Linked DNA regions of Mus musculus: region 1 is linked to region 2. Evidence: chromatin loops called from intact Hi-C (ENCODE). Cell type or tissue: heart. All regions are shown on one strand.

Evidence for each region. Hi-C counts contacts between places; a loop is a spot of excess contacts. Peaks named below come from ENCODE experiments on the same cell type or tissue, not always from the same donor. Only the 100,000 strongest peaks of a DNase experiment are listed, where the experiment ranks them.
Region 1: a loop joins it to region 2, with 3 times the contacts of the local background. A loop is called at or near these places in 20 of 42 quality-filtered maps.

What each region holds. Positions count from the first base shown.
Region 1 is chr5:27,790,242-27,798,241 of GRCm38, reverse strand. It overlaps Paxip1 (PAX interacting (with transcription-activation domain) protein 1), which reads left to right and starts at 6,692. Exons shown (of 21, transcript NM_018878.3): 1 at 6,692-7,043. The coding sequence starts at 6,963. In heart, a CTCF peak has its summit at 4,102 (motif pointing left); DNase peaks (open chromatin) are centred at 4,111, 6,511 and 7,091; H3K4me3 peaks cover 2,472 bases; H3K27ac peaks cover 2,203 bases.
Region 2 is chr5:28,066,722-28,074,721 of GRCm38, reverse strand. Insig1 (insulin induced gene 1) reads right to left here and starts at 3,310. Exons shown (of 5, transcript NM_153526.5): 1 at 2,927-3,310; 2 at 1,051-1,175; 3 at 74-240. The coding sequence starts at 3,284. The region is part of intron 1 of Gm35223 (a long non-coding RNA gene); the gene reads left to right. In heart, no CTCF peak of the experiment used is centred here; DNase peaks (open chromatin) are centred at 2,711 and 3,461; H3K4me3 peaks cover 3,302 bases; H3K27ac peaks cover 3,572 bases.

The DNA.
Region 1 (8,000 bases), 280 kb after region 2:
CAGGGTCTGGACTCATCCACAGGTAGGTGAGGAGCTCCTTCCAAGCACAGGACTCTCTTGATTCAGCAGGTACTTCCTGTATACCTGGAACTCAGAAGCTCTAGCATAAATTGTGTTGGGCTGAAGATATAGCAACTCTGGGCTATGTTGAGACCCTGTCTCAAAAAAGAAATGTGGCCAATCTGCTGAAGGATTACACTTACAAAGTATGTGTGCCAAAATATGAATGTTTAAGTTAACCATTTCTATTGTTGTTGTTGTTTATTGGTTTTTTGAAACAAAATTTCTTTGTATAGCCTTCCTTGACTGTTCCGAAACTAGCTCTGTAGACCTGGTTGGCCTTGAACTTTGCTGCCTCTGCCTCTCAAGTGCTGGGATTAAAGGTGCCTTGCTCCACTTCAATTATTTTAAACAAATGCTATCATTTGGCACACAAATCTCACTTGCTGGTTTGAGTACATGAAAATGCAGTTCAGAGCAACAGTTTTATTTTCATGCACTTTCAAAGCTGTAGGTCTGCCCCACTTCACCCACTTTATGGGATGTCACTGTAAAATCAGAAGCTAGGATGACGAAGTCAGGGGCTAAGAAGCAGCTCAGCTGGGAGAGTATTTACCTACCATGTACAGAGCTCCTGGGATCAACATCAGCACACTGCTTAGACTAGGCATTGTGGGACACACCTATAATCTCAGCCCTGGGAGGTAAAGGCAGGAGGATCAGAAATTCAAGACTATTCTCAGCTAAATGGGAAGTTTGAGGCCAGTGTGGGCTACATGGAATTCTATACAAACAAACAAACAAACAAACAAACAAAATCTGTATACTTGTTTTATAAATCTTTTTTTAAAAAAAGATAATGGAGACAGACTTTCTGGGAAAGTGAGTGAATGACCTTTGATATTTTGACAGTGCCAAAGCCTGGGCCATTTTTAAAATGTGTTCTGAATGTGTTCCCTTTAACCCAGGCTGTGTGTCCGTCTTCTCAGTGACATCAGACCGCCTTCAGTTCTAATGATTCATCAGGATCCCTTTCAACCTCAGGATGTGTAAAAAGTCCTAATTTTAGCGCTTATGTTTGGATCAGGCATAATCTTCTCTATGCTTTTCTGCTTATCTGGTTTGCTTTCTGATTATGACACCATCCAGATCACTACCAAATGAGGATCCTCCCAACTCCAAGCTCGGACCTGAAGTGGAAACTTGTAGTTCTTTGGAAAGTTAGTTATGTCAAATGATGCTTTGCTGGGGCACTCAGGTAAAAGACTGTTTTCTAGAAGTAGGCACAGGTGAAAGGATGTGTGGATATAGCAGTCACATGAAAGGACACTTGATGAGGGAGTATAAATATGACCCCACAGATAGTGGGAGAGGAGCACTGAGCCTTCATTTGGTTTGCTCTGCCTCACTATTCTTCACTAAGGACGTGCATTTATTGGTTCTCCTTTCATACTGTTGTTGAGCTCAACTTGTGGCAATGCTGTCATTGAGAGAAACTCACCCAAGAACTGCTCATAAGGTTCCTGCAGCAGCTTGCTTGCCTCCACAGCCTCACCATTGGCTGGTTGGTGAGCCTGGTGGTTTCCTCATGATTGAACTACAGCTGCCTGGTGTCTGCTTGCTGAAAGGACTGGACTTCAGCTGCTGGTTCATGCATGGTGTCTGCCTGCCTAGAGGGCTGCTCTGCAGCTGCTGAGTTGTATTTGGTGTTTGTTATGGGACTGAACTGCTGTCCAAAAAGATCAAACTCGTTCCCAAAGAACCATTGCTGAACAGGTCTACTTCCTCCATATCCTAATACCTTTTCTCTTCCACTTCCTCTGATGAGTGGAGGGCTAGAGGAGAGGTTGAACCCTTATTAAAATTAAGTTGCAAAAAATTTATGCCTACAAGGACTTTTCCTGTTTTAATTAGATCAGGCAGGCGGAGACTTTTACTCTGAATAGGTAGACCCTATGTTCCAATTCAACAGAAGGAACCCCCAGGAAATAGAACTTCAGCCATTAATAGTCCTTAAGATTGAGTAGTCAAAGTCTTAGAGGAGGAAACTGAGGCCGGATAGAATGACAGGAAAATGAGGAATGGCAGGCAAAGGGGTTCCCTTATCTCCGATGGCTAAGAACCAAGAGTTCTCACAAAAAGAGCCAGGCAGATGGCTCAAAGGATAAAGATGCTCACTACACGGCCCTGATCTTTGAGTTTGATCCTTGGAACTTATGGACAAAGGTGGAAGAAGAGAACAACATAGAGTCATCTCTGACCTCTACATACATAGTGAGCTACGTGTGCACTGGCAGTCTGAATGAGAAATGTCTCCCACAGGTTCACATACTTGAACACTCCATCCCCCATTGATGATGCTGTCTAGGGAGGTTATGGAACCTTTAGGAGGAAGAATGCCACTCTGGCAGGCTTTGAGACGTCATAGCCCTATTTCCCTTCCTCTTTACTCTCTGCTTTGGCTTGTTCTTGGAACTGTGAACTCCTGCTACCTACTGCTGTGACTCCCTGCCGTTATGGATTCTCTCTTCAAAACTGTAAACCCAAAGACATTTTCCCTTCTATATATTCTTTTTGGTTATGGCATTTTATCAGAACAATAGAAAGGAATCCCAATTTGTCACACACCAAACATGCACGTACATTTTATAAATAAATACAATTAAAATTCAAAAAGGAAATCTCACTTAGGAGCCATGTCTATAATCAAAAAGATGTCCTGTTGATATTCCTGTGACCTTGAAGAGTCTTGTCTAAGTCTAAGCCTGTAAATCTCTAAGTGAGATTCATGGGCATATAGCCACACAACAGTTTCTCCCTCCCTCCCTCCCTCCCTCCCTCCCTCCCTCCCTCCCTCCCTCCCTCCCTCCCTCCCTCCCTCCCTTCTTTCTTTCTTTCTTTCTTTCTTTCTTTGACACAGGATCAATGTCTAGCCCTGGCTGTCCTGGAACTCGAGATGTAAACAAGGGTGACCTGGAAATCACCTTGCCTGGCCCCACCTGACAATCTTAGTCATTAAGGAAGGTCTTGTAGATAAGCAGCAGCCGATCTAGCTGTAGTGGTACACTCCCACAGATTCAGGAGGTGGGGACAGGAACATCAAAAGTTTGATGTCAACAACATGTTAAAGTTTGAGCTATATAGTATTACATAATTTTTTAAAAGTAATCTCTTCAATTTTTTGAGCATATGACTTTCAATGCCACCTCAACTGTATATGTGTATGCCATAGCACTTGAATGAGTGCCTTGAGAAGCTTGTATTCACATCCTCCTGTTTTCCTTTACATGTTAGCTATCATTTCTTCTTTAAGGCAGGTTCTTGTGTTGTCCAAGGCTAGCCTTGTATATAGCTTGAGCTAGCCTTGAACTTCAATCCCTTCTGCATCCACCTTCTGTGTTCTGGGATTATAGGTAAGCACCACCAAGCCCTGTTTTAAACAGTAGGTTTGCTACCTAAGAAAAGGGAATGAACCTCTCCCCCACACAACCCAACTCTCCCCAGCTCTTCTGGCACACAGAACCCTCATCTGTAGGTCTCTTGTTGTGCTTTCTTATCAGAATCAGGCTCACCGGTGCATATTATTTCTTAGTTTCTGGATGTAGGCATATTAATAAAACACATCTCACTGTCCCTGTTTCATGTCCATCTGTGGGATGCATAACTGAAGCAGCATGCTGAGGTCAGGATCATCTTCAGAGGGAATGAAGGGGCACTAGGGCTGGATGGATGCAAGGGTAGAAAAGAAGCCTGGGGTGAAATGATGGGCCCTGGAGGCAGAGTGGGCAGAACAAGTCCTTTGTTCTTCTCCTACTCAAGGGGCTACTGATGGTCAGTCTCTGACAGGGTGTTTCTGTGTTTTTGGTATCTTAGTCAAGGAATTGAAAAAAAAAAACCACACATACACATTTGCAAAGTGGTAAAGAAGCTTTAGTCAAAAGCAAAGTGACAGCACAGGTCAGGAAGTAGTGGGTTGGGTTGGAAGCTGGAGAGGTGGCTCAATACTTTGCATGGCTTGCTACTCTTGCAGAGGACAAATTTGGTTTCTATCACCTACATGTACACAACCATACATGCATTCCAGCCCTAGGGTGGATGCCCTCTGCTGGTCATCTCCAGCACAGCAGTGTGAAATGCACCCATCCCATCCCCCAGCCCTTTTACATGTATCTTTCAAAAAGGTTGACACAGGCAACATGAGACAGTTCAGGGCTGCCAATTAGTGTTTGGGGCTTCCTGAGTACAAGAGGAGGCGTTTGGTTGCTGGTTTTAATTGACAGGCATGGATTACTTGGGAAATAAGTCTTTGTTTCCTGAAATTAAGCCATTATGTTTCTGTACAAGCAGAAAATTCTGTATGTACAGTACAAACATTGGAATTCATGGGAGACAGCAGTCCCGAATCTGAGCTGAGGTGTTTCCGCAGCATCTGCTGGCCCTGTATCATATGACCCCTGAATACACAGTGCATGTGTTGTTTCAGAACCAAGGCTTCGTGAAGGGGTACAGTGCGGCATGGGCCAGCATGACCAGAAACACCTTGGATTTACCACACTTTTTAAAATAATTTTTGACCCTTGCATGTTTGGAAACCTTCTACTGCTGCCAATTATTTTCTGATCCGCAAATGGAGTCATGATATAAAGTTTAAGAAGCTAGGCTGCAGCCTATACATTTAAATTGAACTTAGTAATACCTAACTTGGGCTGGAGAGGTGGCTCAGTGGTTAAGAGCACCGACTGCTCTTCCATAGGCCCTGAGTTCAATTCCCAGCAACCACATGGTGCCTCACAACTATTTCTAAGGGAGTCTGATGCCCTCTTCTGGTGTGTCTGAAGAAAGCAATGGTGGTGTAATCATATACATAAAATAAATAAATCTTTTTAAAAAAATACCTAACTTTACTGGGTGTGTAGTCACCTAAACAGAACAACTAAATGAAAACACTGTATACTTATCCAAATGTATTTTTAGTTTATTAAAGATTTTTTAGTTCGTTTGCCTGCATAATTTGTATGTGTAGGGCTTCAGAACTCTTGTAACTGGAGGTGCAGACAGCTGGAAGTTCTCATACACATACATCATTCATACATAGAAACACACATGCACACACACTCTACTGACTTCCAAAGCGCCATAAGAAAATACTATCTCAATCATCTCCTTTGGTTTCTCATGGCAGAGGGGACTGTACTCCCATTACTGTGTTTTCTAGTTTCACATTCACTTTTTGCCTGTGCTTGTAGTACCCAGTGCTTGTAATAGTCTCAGACACCAGAAGGGTATTGGAGCTCCTGGAACTGAAGTTATAGGTGGCTGTGAACATCCGTGTGGATGTCAGGAATCAAATCTGGGTCCTTTGCTAGAGCAGTAAATGATCCTAATTGCCAAGCCATTTGTTTTTAACCTAACTGAACTCAGTTTATCCAACTTAAACAGGGTGCTTATTTTCTGATCGCTGTAAAACAAAATGGCTCTGCTCTGAGTTCGTTTGAGACTATAAGAACATCAACACCCGGGGGGGAGGGGGGGGCGCTGGGGAGATGGCTCAGCGGTTAAGAGCACTGACTGCTCTTCCAAAGGCCGAGTTCAAATCCCAGAAACCACAAGGTACAAGGTGGCTCACAACCATCAGTAATGAGATCTGATGCCCTCTTCTGATGTGTCTACAGTGTACGTACATATTATAATAATAAATACATCTTAAAAAAAAAAAAGAACAACACTCTATCTGCATGAAGGTCACAGAAAACACAAAACTTGATTAAAGAGCAGTATCACGAGTTGCGGGACTTGTCATTCTGCGAGCGCCCCACAGCAGTTTCAGCTTGTCATTGTTTCCTGTAACTTTACACATCCATATTTAATATAATTATCTGCTAAGATAATTTTTATAGATTTTGCTGTTTACCTTTAAAAACTATGTTGACCGAGGGTTGGACGGCTCAGCAGTTCAGAACACTTGGTTCTCTTGCAGCATCTCCAAATTTGGTTCCCAACACCCACGTGTCGTGTAACTTCAGTTCCAGGGGATCCTGAAGCCACCTTCTGACTGTTGTGGGCACCAGACACTCACAGGGTGCAGATACATACATGCAGGGAAAACTCCAATACACGTAGAAAAATGTACATTTATTTAGAGAGTGTGTGTGTAATGTGTGTACGTGTGTGCGCAACAGTGTGCTTGTGGAGGCCAGAGAACAACTTGCTGGAGCCGGTTCTTGCTTGCCATCACGTGTGTCCCAGGGATCGAACTCAGATTGGCGGCAGATGTCTGCCTGCTGAGCTATGTCGCCGGCTCCTACTTTGCTCTTAACCTGCCTCATCGAAGATCAGTTCCCCGCCAACTACCTCAGTAGATGCGGAAGGGGCAGACGAAGGAAAGTAACCATTAGCCAGGGTCTGCCTGACTCTGGGCCGGATCGCGTGCTGTCCAACAGCAGCGCTGGCGACAGCTGAAGAGCGAACGCTGGATTGTTCAGGTCCCCTTCCGTGCCGAGGCTCCGCCTCCTTGGCGCATGCGCTGTCAGGTGGCCGCACGGGGTGACGGGAGTCCCGCCCAGGACCCGCCCCCTGGCTAGTCCACTGCGGCCATGTGAGGGAAATAGTCTCTCTGTGTCCTCGGTTCTCGGTCGTGAAAACTCGGCCGGGACAAGGCTGCCATGTGCCGTACGAACTATTGTAGACCATCAGCACTGATGCCCGAAGCGGTGGTGTAAGGAGCGCTGTGCGGCGCGCAAGGCGGGAGGGTCCCACATACTCCCCTGCCGAGCTGGTGTGGTGGTACGTGCCTCAGGGCGCGCACGGCTCCCGCGCTCCGGGCCTCGGACGGGCGGGGGCGCGGGTCCGAGTGCAGCTGCGGCTGCGGGCCGGGCTGTGCCGCCGGGCAGTAGGCAGAGCTACGACGCTGGGCGCGGCGGGCCGGGTGACGCGGGGCCGGGCGCCGCCGCGCCGCCGCGATCATGTCGGAGCCGGCGCCCGAAGTTCCAGAGGAGCTATTCCGCGAGGTCAAGTACTACGCGGTGGGCGACATCGACCCGCAGGTACCGCCCGCGCGGGGCCCCTCTGCCGGGCCATTCCCCCCGCACGCCCCCGCCTCGTCGCGCGCGCGCCCTGCAGGACCCCAGGCCGGAGCCGCGGGGCACGCCGGGCAGCGAAGGGCCGCGGGAAGGGCCTCGCGAGCACCGACCTAGCGCAGCGGCCGGCCGAGCATCTTGCCGGGGCCCTGCTGAGCGTGTCCCTTGCCAAGGGGCCTGTCCTCCCGGCCCCTGATTTTTCCCTTAGGGTGGATTGTACGGTAGGTATGGAAGGTACCCTTGCTTACACGGTCACCGTGATTCGTGCGTGTGATCGTGGGTCTGAATCCATCCACAGGACAGTGGCTGTGATCGTGGTATCTTCAGGACAGTGCCCCAAACATTTCTTTTCTAAACTATGCTTACAGTTGTGTCGCCTTCGGTGTCTGGTAATGTAAGCTAAACGGGTCCTAAGGAAGGAATTGTCCAAGAGCCACTGAGCTTGGCTTTCCAGAGACTCATACTTGTATCCTAGTAACCAAAGTCCGTTGGGTCTTCGGTTGTGTGATCAGTGATTGTAGCTGACTTTTTCTAGTACCGATCACCCCACTACTACCACCACATTTCTTCTTTTACCCTTTCTTGTTCTTCGTTTTAGGACTTTTGCTCTTATAAGGGCCTTGGACTAAATGTCACTTAAAACCAAGAACACATTGAGCTGCGCTGTTTGCCCAACTATGTGTGAAATCTGAGTGCTTTAAAAAAATCCCCCTTGTAAGCCCTTGTATTCTGAAATAGTGCCTTCTTTAAAAGGTTTAGAGCCAGGGCACCCATTCTTTAAGTTTTGTAATACAGATTGAGGAAGCTCACAGGTGGTGAGCACCCCAGTACAGTCTGGGCATCGGGCCTGGTACACGGAGTGCCGTAGAAGAGTGCCCTTGAATACTGAGTCCTACAAATACAACAGGTGGAGGTGCTGGAGGT
Region 2 (8,000 bases):
AGATTTTCATAAAAAACATTTACATTTTAACAGGTGTTATAAAACCAAAGTAATATTCTAAATTCGAACTTACTGGTAGACACCATTATACACAAGAAACTGAGTGATCAGCGTAGCTAGGAAGGCGATGGTAATCCCAAGCCCAAGGCCGCTTCGGGAACGATCAAATGTCCACCACAAACCCAAAGAGAGGGCTGCTAAAGTCAAGGACAGCTGGACATTATTGGCAAAATCTAATTTCTAGTGATCCAAAAGTTAAGGAAGCATTTTATAATTTATCATAAGAAAAAAAACCCCTAAACCCCAGAATTACGTACAGGGTGTATCACTATATAGTAACTGTCTGCTTCTAATGATGGTACATGACCAATCCCAAGACCCCCAGTGAGGACCAGTCAGAGCGCTGGCTTCTAATAGTAAACTTTCTGACAGCTGGGAGATTGCTAAGAATGCTCTCCTCCCTCCTTTACTTTTCAGTGAGTGGAGACAGGCGGGCACTGTCTCCATGTTGTCTCTGTGTCCCCTAGGTAGTAGGTAAGTTGATTCAGTGCTTGTCAGTGAGCACTCTCAGAGCTGGCTGGCAGGAAAGGAAGGCCCCAAGTGCAGACACAACTTCACAAGATCTTTTACTCTAAGTTGCTCTAGAAACTTAGCATTTGAAGAGTTTACCATCAAATTGGTCATTTTCATAGAAAATGCATAAAACCACAGCAGCCTACACGAAGGGCAAAATGTCAGCTATGGAAAGTAGAAGCCCGCAGGGACCTCCTGACCAGCCTTGGGCTCCTGTGACAGAGAACAGGGACAGGGCTCTCACTACCACAGAGCACATCAGTGGGGTAGAAGGCAAGAGAGAGGACAAAAGTCCACTGAGCCACAGTAAACCTCTGCTTCTACTCTTAGTACAGAGGTCCTAGGAACGGAACCCCAAAATTCCTGCCACGTGAAAGCCAAGTCATACTCTGAAGCTCAGGAACGAGGGGACGAGCAGTGTCAATATACCCTGCCACAACCCAGATGACCCTCTGCACAGACACCAACTGAGGATACGGCACTGGCGTGGTTGATGCCAACGAACACGGCAATACAGCGCATAACGCTGGCCCATTCTCTCTTGAACTTGTGTGGTTCTCCCAGGTGACTGTCAATACAGGGATACAGTAAACCGACAACAGCTGTTTAAAGAAAAACAAAACAGGATTAGGATACACTGGTGAAAATCAGTCCTTGTGTGGTCATTATTAGTAGGATCCAAACCACTTATTTTCCTCGGCAGTTTGTCACCTGTAGCACAAAGTATTACCTTACATACACCTGTAAGAAAAGGCTGTGGGAAGGCCACCCCACACTGCTCTCTTTTTCTCAGCCTTGACCTGGCCCCAGTGAAGACAAGTCTCACACTGTGAGGAGGGTAGGGTCTCAAGAAGGGAGAGAGGCTGGACAGGTCTCCTCGAGTTTGTTTTCGCATGTGTGAAATGAGGATTATGTAAGTAAAGTGGAGGGCAAAGAAGGTTCTGTGGTTCTCAGAGTTAGGAACTGTCACAAACACAGATTGGACTCCAAAACATTTGGACAGCAGAAGTTGGGCACTCCAGAAGACACAAAGAGAGTAAAACCCAGGAAGGGAGGGACTGTCTGCAGTACAAGTGGGAGCAGTCTCATGGACACAGGGCACAAGACCTCAGTCAGGCTGCCGTCCCACCTTGTCCAGTGTGAACACAGGCACTCAGCCTCAGTGGTGAAAGCAGTACCAGTCCAGCCTCATATTCAGATGAGAAACTGGTTTACTGGGTTCCCTTAAACTTTCATCACAAACATGATGCTTCATGTTGAAGATAAACTTTCAAATTCAAAGAGCCTTAGGTTTCATATGTAAGGAAAAGAGAATTCAAATCTCCATCTTATTCCCCAAGGAACTTTTAAATGCTGGGGATAGTAGTTTGGTGGCAGATGATTTGCCTAGCATGAATGAGGCCACCCCCAGTCCAAAACAACCAAGAAGCACACAACTGTCATGTGGCTGACCCTCATAATGCTGCAGGTGAGCCTGAGAGCAAGCAGCCTTGGAAATCAACAGTTAAGTGTCCTGCATCCTACATTTAACCCATGACTCAGCTACAGCACAGCACCCAAGCCCAGCATATAAAGCATAGGCAGGCAGTCAATAAAAGCTGGCTTCAAAGCAGACAGGCACTGCTCCTGCTGTCCTGTGGCTGCAGATTGGAGGAAAGATGCACCTGAGCAAATACTGCCCACCTACACAGGACAGGACAAGGACAAGCAGGGCTGAGGGGGGAGAAACACTTGACAAATGGTTATCAACGCTGTACACTGTAAACTATGCAGGATCTGTTGGACTGTAATTACTCAACACTTTTGGCAAAAAGCAGCAAAATGATCAAGGAAAGAAAAAAGACTGTGGCACTGTTACAAGTTTCGTTGGGCCTAAGAGGTGACACCATAGGTGTGCTTAGGCCCAAAGGCTCCTTTTTTCCTCCTGTCCCAAGTCTACTGGGCACGGAGTTCCAGAAGGTTTGGCTGATAGCCACAATCTGCAGAAGGCAGAGAAGTCTGTCCCCTGGCAACTGCCTCTTGAGCGCACGTGATGGTTTGTTTTCAGTTATCCAGCGAGGTAGCACGTTTGCTCAGGCAGCCAATAGCTGCGTGGTGCTGCCCTCACCAGTTCTCCAGGCGGCCAATCCTGGCTTCTGGCTCAACGAGACAGCTGCGACTCCTCCACTTAAACTGCCAATTATCTCCTGACCTCATCTCCATCACTAGTCCCTCCAACTTCCGCCTGTCGCTCGCCAACGTCTGGGGTTTCCTACCCTCTCCGTTCTCCTTTTCTTGTAACAAGGGTGACTTTAACAGCTGACGTGTCCCTTCATCCCCCTCCCCCACCCCAAGAACAAGGAAAGGCACTCACCCGCTGCCGTGCCACAGCACGGGGGCACCCACCAGGCGGAGGAGAAGATGGTGGCTATCACCTCGTCGGGGAAGAGCGTGACATTCCGCTGGATCTGCAGCAGGTTGAGCACCAGGGCCAGGACCACGCCAAATGAGAAGAGCACTAGGCTCCGCTGCACCAAGTCGTGGTGCCAGCTGCCCGGCCGCGCGCTGCATCCTGTGGTTCCCGCTCGCTGGCCCCGGGGCGCGTGCTCGGGTTCGGGGACTCCGGGGCCCTGCGGACAAGCGGCCGCCGCAATCATGCCTCGCGGGAGGCTGTACGGCCTCGCAGCGCCCGCGCTTGGATAGTTCCAGACGTGGTCGTGCAGCCTGGGCATCGGCGTCCAGGCACAGCATGGAAGGTACACGCCACGACACTACACGTACCGCGCCCGGACGGCCCAGGAGCGGCCGCGGCCCCGCGCGGTTTCCGCTTATAAGGCAGGCTGCCACCGGAGCCACGTGACCTCACCCAGCCTATCCGCCGCCCGCGCGCCCTGCTGGGGGGCGTGTCTTCAAGCGGCCCCGCCCTGTCCGCGCGCCTGTCCGCTCGGGGTCTGGTGAGGCCGCCGGAGCCAATGGGAGGAGGGCGGCCCATATGACGTATGCACACGCCACCGGGGGGGTGGGGCTGGTGCCCGGCACGCGCTCGAGCGCGCGCTATTCGGGCAGGCGCCGGGGCGGGCACCGGAGCGGGCGGCCAGCGAGTCAGATGGTCCGATGCTGCCCTATTGCGCTGCCGGACCTCGGTTTCTGAGATAATGAGGTCCACGCAGGTCCGAAGGAAAGGACCCGGAGCGCAAACCCTCCTGAGTGCTTAAAAGACCTGGGATCGCTTGGGCTGGCTGCTAATGGCAAGTGCTCTGCAGGTTCACAGCTCAGACCAGGGCTCCCCTAGCCAAGACGCCACCGGCTAAAACCACAGGGTGGTGAGCAGGCCTGAAAAGGCACTGTGTGTGTGTGAGACCTTAGGTAAGGAATGTGGCTTTGTGCCAAAAGTGTAAAACAAAGTCACCCTCCTAAGCAGGCTGTTTCTCAGAGATCATGGGGGCTGTCATTTTCCCAGCGTGACACGGGTGTGGAGACCTGGCTGTCTTTCCCTCACAGCCTGTCCACTCCTCTCTTAGGCGGCTCTATGCGTTGTTTGGAAGAGCTTGAAGCAGTTTTGACTTCAAGGAATGTTGCAACTTGGGTCTTCGCCATTTTCCACACTCTGGCCAGTCCATGCATGTGAGGTTTCATGGGCATACACACACGGGGGTTGGGGACATCAGTACTGTATGGTGTATTACAGCAACATGGGAGCCTTTTTGACAGCAAGAAAGCAGGAGGGCCTGCCCAGCTTCAGCTGATAGGAAATTGTTAAAGGCAGTGAGTCTCTGCTGTGGGATGTAGCAGGTGCTGCCTCTACCACCCATCATCAGCTGCAAGTACTCTAAACAGATGTTGAGAAAGCGACACCTGTGTAAATACACACAATTTTGCCCCCAAGGAACAGACACATCGCTCATAGGAAACTTGGCCCTAAGGAACAGACATGCCAGTCACTTGCAGGAAGCTGGCTTGATGGGACAGTCCCAGACCCTGCACCCACGCCCCAGCACCAAGCATCTGTCTTGTGAGCACTGAGATGTAATTCAGTCCCTTTTTCTCAAGCCATTTTGCTTGTCTTTACAGACTCTCCCCCGGATTTTTTTCCTCTTGTTATAATTCTTACCAAGTAGGCTAAGAGGTTCTAATAATACTTTGTGTGCTTTTGTGATGCTTGCCTGGGGGCAGGGGTTGATATCTTCAGACAATTGCTCTGTTACCAACTTGGTTGTTTCTTCTGCTTACCCAAGCCAGTATTAATGCAGTCTAACCTCTGCTGCTGCTTGACCAGCTCATCTGCACCGGGACAAAGCAAGCTGTGGGCTTAAACCCTGGTGGCTGTTGTGGTATGCAGACCAAGGTGCCCTGTGGACCATGAAGGATACACCCTGTGGCCTGGTTCTCTGGGGGTCCCACGGGGGCTGCTATGGGCTCATGAGCAGTTTACCTCACTTTCAGTGAATGTAGGGTGACGGTAGAGAAGAGTTCAAACTGAGGCTCTTGGAGAGGCTGCCTGCCTATCAAAAATGATACCCAAGGCCTGCTAGGTTTTTGTTTTTGTTTGTTTGTTTTGTTTGTTTTTAATGCATACTGGAAATGGAAGATCAGGGGTCCCTTCTCTGGCCCTGAGGATGAGTGGGGTTGCTAGGGAGATGCTTTTGAGGTGGAGCTCCTTGGCCCTTCACTGTACCACTTCATGTTAATCATTACAGCTTTGCTGATTGCAGGTGCTTCCATCTACTGAGAACTTACCTGGGAGCCACCCATTGCTTTTTATCTATATCTCTGCCATTCTTCCTGGGATAATACCAATGATCATTTGTGACTTAATTCTTAAAACGGACTAGATAAGGAAGTAGATTGGCTATTTTAATGTAGTCTCACCCCTTGCTCACTGTAGACTGTTCAGAAAATAGAATCATATCTGGGGTGAGGTAATGACTTGGTCAGTAACGTGTTTGCTGATTAAGAATAAGAAACGGAGTTTGATCCCTCAGAACCCACAAGGAGCCACATATGTAGCAGTACATGTCTGTCCCAGTACTAGGGAGGCAGACAGGACCCTTGGAGCATGGTAGCTGGATCATACACCTAAAACTGAGCTCTGAGTTCGGAGAGAGACCTTGTTTCAAAAAGAGGTGGAGAGCAATTGAGGAAGACTGCTGAGATCTACCCCTGACCTCCACTTGCATGTGCACAAATGCACCTGGACACACACATGCCAGCCTTCTCCCCTCCACTGAGCACAAGCTGCGGTTAACATATCAGCGAGAGTATGCATTTCTAAGTGTGTTTCTATGCAGAAGCCTATGTGGCTTTGTTAAGTGTTTATTTTATGAAGGCTTATAATTTTTAATGTGTGTGTGTAAATATATGTGTGTGTGTCACATGCATGTAGGTGGCCAGAAGATGACAGATCTCCTCAGACTGGAACTACAGATAGTTATAAGTCACCATGTGGTGCTGGGACCACACCTGGGTACTCTGCTAACCATCTCTAGTCACCCTGCTTCTGGTTTCTAAGCGCTTATTTATTGTGTGTGGTTGGAGGGTTGCTTCTCTCCTTCCACGTGGGTCCCAGGTATTGAATGCCAGCTTCCACCCACTGAGCCATCTTTCTAGTCCCTGTACTACGTTCTGGAGTCACACTTGATAATGGCAGAACCTGTTAATCAGGTAACCATGAACTTCTTCAGAGTTGAAACCCATTTACATGCTGTACAGCTCTCCCACTGAAGGCCTCCAGTCCGTGGTTGCTCACAGGTTCAGAAGGTGTAGAACCTTCTTCAGGGCTACTGCTGCCCCTTCCCTCTTTCCAGCCTCAGGCTGCCATGAAGCTGCCGTCTGCCTCTGTGAGCTGCTTGTTCTGAGCATTCCTGCAAACAGAATCATTCACTGTGTGCTCTTTGATGGTTCTTTTAGCAATAATACTTTCAAGATTTATCCAAGCACAGGAGTGCTTTGTTTCTTTTGTTCCATTGTGTAGTAGTCTGTATTTTGTCTGTTCCTTCACTGGCTGATGAACATTTGAGTTGTGTCTGCTCTTTAGCTCTGTGTGTGCACAGTAAAGATGTGTGCATAGCTCTGTGTGTGCATTTTCACTTCCCTCGGATGGAACGACATGAGTGGAATTACAAGATCTCACAGGAAACTCCATGCCATCCTGCAGCCCCATTGGCACATTAGGAGGATCCCCGGGAGGTACTGGGCAGCTGGGAGGGAAGGTCACAGGGTTGTCACAGTACAGACCCCTCTTGGTTGTGAAGAAGTGAGAGGGAAGAGAGAGAAAGTCCAGTAGCTGTGGGGCCTAAACAGGTTGATTCTGGTCACTACCTGAAATAGAAGTGCCCAGTGGACTTAGTGGGGATAGACAGGGGTCAAAGGGCAAGGCTTCTTGGGAAGTCAGTGGTTTGGGGGGCGGGCTCCTTAGTTGATGGAGTGTTATGTAGCTATGCCCTGAAAATGGGAAACTCTGCCTTGTGTGTGGGGCAGAAGTCTCAGAAAGCTCAAGAGGCTTAGGAATTCATGGAGCCTCCGTGGAGATCATCATCTAAGCTATAAGCAGTTGCTGGGGAGAGGAGACAGAGATGTCTTCAAAGCATGCAAGGAGCTCCAGGGATGCAGATTCTGTGAGTCCTTAATCATGCTGGAATAGGTCATAAAAAACCAAAACAAAATGCTACTTTGCGTGTGTGTGTGTGTGTGTGCGCGCACGCACACTCACTTCCACAGCATGTGTGTGGAGGACAGAGGACAACTTTTGGGAGGGTTCGCTCTACAATGTGGATCCCAGGGATTGATCTCACATTATCAGACTTGGTGGTGGGCAGACACCCTTACTCATTGAGCCATCTTTGCAGCCTGCAGTGGGCCCTTTGGTGAGAGCTTTGTGTCACCCACACTCATATAATTATTCTGAATAGATCCACTGTTTATCTAATCTAAACTCAGTAAAATGGTTTCTTTGGTCTGTAGTCACTGCCCTCCCTGGGATGAGTGGACATTTATTCACACTTCTCCAGGAAAAAAATCACAGCATAGGGAGCAAGGGCTGATGGCAAGGAATGGCAGAGTGGGAGTTTGCAGTTGGGAAGGTTGGGGTAGGGGAATTGATCTCTTGGGATCAGGGGCTTGAGGAGATCTGTGATGGCAACACCACTTGCAAGCTGTGGTGACTCTCTGTGTCACTCTCTAGGTCAGCAGACAGGCTCCTAGATTTTCGCTTGTAGAGGAAAAGTAGGACAATGGGACCAGGGAGGTCAGATTGGGGCCTGGTGTTTGATGGGCTCATATCCTGCCTCAAGCCTTGTGAGGCAGAGGGAGAAGCAGGGAGCAGTCGGGAAGAGGCCCTAGCCTGGGAAGAACACATGTGGAATTAGATTCCTGCTTTTACTTGCATTGATTCTAGAAGCAGGCTGCACTTGAGCCCATGGAATAGAAGTGCCGAGGTAGCAGACCTGGGG